Linked DNA regions of Homo sapiens: region 2 is linked to region 1. Evidence: read pairs that join two places in POLR2A ChIA-PET (ENCODE). Cell type or tissue: MCF 10A. All regions are shown on one strand.

The links. ChIA-PET counts read pairs that join two places held together with the same protein. Peaks named below come from ENCODE experiments on the same cell type or tissue, not always from the same donor. Only the 100,000 strongest peaks of a DNase experiment are listed, where the experiment ranks them.
Region 2: POLR2A ChIA-PET joins it to region 1 with 5 read pairs; 1 of 35 experiments calls an interaction of 5 or more read pairs at or near these places.

What each region holds. Positions count from the first base shown.
Region 1 is chr19:13,669,719-13,672,218 of GRCh38, reverse strand. No RefSeq gene overlaps it. Among named protein-coding and RNA genes, the nearest start is that of YJU2B, 77 kb to the left of the region's middle. In MCF 10A, no CTCF peak of the experiment used is centred here; a DNase peak (open chromatin) is centred at 1,168.
Region 2 is chr19:13,852,267-13,854,766 of GRCh38, reverse strand. No RefSeq gene overlaps it. Among named protein-coding and RNA genes, the nearest start is that of MIR23AHG, 11 kb to the right of the region's middle. RefSeq lists an enhancer at 125-1,070. In MCF 10A, no CTCF peak of the experiment used is centred here; a DNase peak (open chromatin) is centred at 1,196.

The sequences.
Region 1 (2,500 bases):
TGTAGTGGCGTGATCTCCGCTTATTGCAACCTCCACCTCCCCAGTTCAAGCGATTCTCCTGCCTCAGCCCCTAGTAGCTGGGACTACAGGTGCATGCCACCGAGCCCGGCTAATGTTTTTATTTTTAGTAGAGACGGGGTTTCACCATGTTGGCCAGGCTGGTCTTGAACTCCTGACCTCAGGTGATCCATCCTCCTCGGCCTCCCAAAGTGCTGGGATTACAGGCGTGAGCCACCGCGCCCAGCCTCTTTTTCTTAAAAGGACATTAGTTATATTGGATTAAGGGCCTGCCGTACTGCGATATAACCTCATCTTAACTAATTCCATCTGTAACAACCTTAATCAGATCATATTCTGAGGTACTAGGGGTTAAGACTTAAACATATCTTTTTGGGGGACTCAGTTCAACTCATGGCAGCCAATAATCAAGCATCACAATTCTGAGGAACCCTCCATGAGGCCATTGTAAGGAGGCAATGACTTGGCAATTTATCTCACCCTTCTGTCTCCCACATCTAGGTACCATCCAAGCCCTAGGGAAATAAGATGCAGCACCAAGGTACCAAGGAAAAGGGTAGAAGCACTCCGAGTTGACCTGAGATGAACTTTTCACCACTCTTGAAGAATGAGGACTTGAACTAGTGATCACTTTCAGTTCTAGAAAAATAAGGTGGCCGGGTGAGGTGGCTCATGCCTGTACTCCCAGTGCTTTGGGAGGCCGAGGTGGGCGGATCACGAGATCAGGAGTTTGAGACTAGCCCGGCCAACATGGTGAAACCTCGTCTCTACTAAAAATACAAAAAATTAGCTGGGCAAGGTGGTGGGCACCTGTAATCCCAGCTGCTCAGGAGGCTGAGGCAGGAGAATTGCTTGAACCCGGGAGGCAGAGGTTGCAGTGAGCCGAGATCACGCCATTGCACTCCAGCCTGGGCGACAGTGCGAGGCTCTCAAAACAAACAAACAAAAAAAAATGCACAAAAAACAAAAATAAGATTACATCTCTTAAGTCTCTAAATTGGGAACTGAAATTCACACCTGCAACATCTTTAATGATCCAATGGAAAGAAGTCCAAACTCCTTGACCAGGGTTTGACAAATTATGGCCCACGGGCCAAATTTGGTTGGCTGCCTGTTTTTGTTATTAAAGAGTTTTTGGAATACTGCCATGCCCATTTGCGTATGTATTGCCTCTGGCTATTTTTGTACTGCAGCATCAGGGTTGAGTTATTGTGACAGAGACACTAGAGCCTGCAAAACCAAAAAGATTTATTATCTGATCCACTTTAGAAGAAATTTGCCAACCTTTGTCCTAGATCAAGTTTTCAAGACCGTCCACAATTTAAGACCATTTTTTTTTTTTTTGAGACGAAGTGTTGCTCTTGTCGCCCAGGCTGAAGTACAATGGCACGATCTCGGCTCACTGCAACCTCCGCCTCCTGGGTTCAAGCAATTCTCCTGCCTCAGCCTCCTGCATAGCTGGGATTGCAGGTACACACCACCATATCCGACTAATTTTTATATTTTTAGTAGAAACGGGGTTTCACCATGTTGGCCAGGCTGGTCTCGAACTCCTGACCTCGTAATCCACCTGCCTCAGCCTCCCAAAGTGCCGGGCATGAGCCACCACGCCCGGCCTAAGACCAGTTTTTAAAACATATACTCTGCCACTCTACCACATAAACTTTCCAAGGTACTAAAACCAGTATATGCAAAGTTCTCTTAAGTTATCAGCTCTAAATTTTTTCCCCCAGCCCAATTAGGAGGGAATTAAGGCTTCACCCCCATTCCCACTTTCCAGCAGAAAAACAAGTAGGTGATAAAAATGGAATGTCATCCTAAAAGCTTTCTAAAAGTTGGGGAATTGTGGGTACATCTGCTTAAGCAATAAGAGTACAGATGATTTCTATTTTTGCTCAATGCATACATGACTTAAAGTCTATTTATTGAACAATTATAGGCCAAAAATACTGCTGATGCAAATGAGTATTATTAAACACTGTAGAATTTGCCAAACAACCCACAACAAATTAAATTGCTAATAACAAGCTAAACAGTGATTTATCATTAGCTAAGCAAAAAGAACAGCGGTTGAAAACCGTGGCCAATTCAAGATAACACAAAGACAAAATGTTCCTCCAGGAAATTATGGAAATTTATACTATCAGTGTACACTTGTGTGCAATGCTGGGAGGTATTGTGTGTCTGCCAGGCTTCTAGGTGGAATACCAAAATAGAGTGCTCAATAAATTACAGTAACTTTCTATTCTGAATGTACGAACACTATGTTTTAGTAAGCCTTAATAACTTGCTTAGTGTAGGTGGACTGGGTATCAGCTGCATTTGCGGGTGCAGCATCCATGCCTCTTTCTTCTGATTTTCCCTGGGGGAGCCATTATCCCATTTGCATCCATGTGCTTGGAAAGGGGCCAGCTTTAGAATGGGGCATGTAGGGCCAGGCGTGGTGGCTCACGCCTGTAATCCCAGCACTTTGGGAGGCTGA
Region 2 (2,500 bases), 180 kb before region 1:
GAGGTAGACTCCGTCTCAAAAAAAAAAAAAAAAAAAAAAAAAAAATTAGCTGGGCGTGGTGGCGGGCGCCTGCAGTCTCAGCTATTCCAAAGGCTGAGGTGGGAGGATTGCTTGAGCCCGGGAGGCAGTGGTTGCAATGAGCCAGGATGCCGCCACTGCACTCCACTCTGGGCTACACAGTAAGATCCTGCCTCAGCGAAAAAAAAGGCCGGGCGTAGTGGCTCCTGCCTCTAATCCCAGAATTTTGGAAGGCTGATGCAGGCGGATTGCCTGAGCTCAGGAGTTGGAGACTAGGCTGGGCAACACGGTGAAACCTCATCTCTACTAAAATACAAAAAATTAGCTGGTGTGGACCAGGCACAGTGGCTCACGCCTGTAATCCCAGCACTTCCGGAGGCCAAGGCGGGCAGATTACTAGGTCAGGAGTTCGAGACCAGTCTGGCCAACATGGTGAAACCCTGTCTCTACTAAAAATACAAAAATTAGCTGGGCGTGGTGGTGCTCGCCTGTAATCCCAGCTACTTGGGAGGCTGAGGCAGGAGAATCGCTTGAACCTGGGAGGCGGAGGTTGCAGTGAGCCGAGATCACACCACTGCACTCCTGCCTGGGTGACAGAGTGAGACTCTGTCTCCAAAAAAAAAGGAATGTTCTAAAATTTATTGTGGTGATGGTTGCATAAGTCTATGAATATTCTAAACACATTTGACTGTATACAGTCGTCCCCCTTATCTGCAGTTTCGATTTCCTCGGTTTCAGTTATCCTTGGTCAACTTTGGTCCAAAAATATTAAATGGAAAATTCCAGAGGCTGGGCGAGGTGGCTCACGCCTTTAATCCCAGCATTTTGGGGGGCCGAGGCAGGCGGATCACCTGACGTCAGGAGTTCGAGACCAGCCTGGCCAACATGGTGAAACCCCGCCTCTACTAAAAATACAAAAATTAACCGGGCGTGGTGGCACGCGCCTGTAATCCCAGCTACTCGGGAGGCTGAGGCAGGTGAATGGCCTGAACACGGTAGGCAGAGGTTGCAATGAGCAGAGATCACACCACTGCACTCCAGCCTGGGTGACAGAGCGAGACTCGGTCTCAGAAAAAAAAAAAAGAAAGAAAATTCCAGAAATAAAACAAGTCATACCTTCACATTCCAGGCCGTTCTGAGTAGTGTGATGAAATCTCCCACAGTCCTGGGATGTGAATCATCCCTTTACCCAGCTTATCCATGCTGTCTGTATAGGCTACCAGTCTGTTAGTCCCTTTATAGCCATCTCAGTCAACAAATAGAAAAAGCAAAGTGGTCAGCCGAGGTGGCTCATGCCTGTAATACCAGCACTTTGGGAGACCAATGCAGGAGGAGGATTGGTTGAGACCAGGAATTCAAGACCAGCCTGGGAAACATAGTAAGACCCTGTCTCTAAAAAAAAATAAAATAAAATAAAATAAAATAAATGTGTATAAATAAGCTGGGTGTGCTTGCACATGCCTGTAGTCCTAGCTACTTGGGAGGCTGAGGCAGGAGGCTCACTTAAGGCCAGGAGTTGGAGACCAGTCTAGGCAACACAGCAAGACCCTCACGCCCCGACCCCCACAAGATAAATAAATTAGCCAGGTGTGGTGGTGCTCACCTGTAGTTCCAGCTACTCTGGAGGTTGAGGTAGAAGGATCCTTTGAGCCCCGGAGCTTGAGATGGCAGTGGTGAGACCTTGTCTTAAAAAATTTTGATCCTGGGCTGGGCGTGGTGGCTCACGCCTGTAATCCCAGCACTTTGGGAGGCCGAGGCAGGTGGATCACCAGGTCAGGAGATCGAGACCATCCTAGCTAACATGGCGAAACCCCGTCTCTACTTAAAAAATACAAAAAATTAGCCAGGCATGGTGGCACACGCCTGTAGTCTCAGCTACTTCAGAGGCTGAGGCAGGAGAATCGCTTTAACCTGGGAGGTGGAGGCTGCAGTGAGCCGAGATCGCGCCACTGCACTCCAGCCTGGGTGACAGAGACTCCATCTCAATAAATAAATAAATATTAAATAATAATAATTTTTTTTTATCTTAAAGCTGGGTGTGGACATATTTGCCTGTATTCCCAGCTACTCGGGAGGATCCCTTAAACCCAGGAGTTTGAGGCCAGCCAGGGCAACATGGAGACACCCCTATCTCTAAAAAATAAACAAACAGGTCAGGGCCCAGGGGCTCATGCCTGTAATCCCAGCACTTTAGGAGGCTAAGGTGGGCGGAACTCTTGAGGGCAGGAATTCGAGTCAGGAATTCCAGACCCGCCTGGGCAACACAGCATAACCCTGTCTCTACAAAAAAAAAAAAAAAAATACAAAAATTAGCTGGGTGTGGTCGCTCTCACCTGTGGTCCCAGCTACTTGGGAGGCTGAGGTGGGAGGCTCAGCTGAGTTCAGGAGGTCGAGGCTGCAGTAAGACGTGATTGTGCCACTGCACTCCAGCCTGGGCGACACAATGAGACCCTGTCTCAATACATAAATAAATACAAATTGG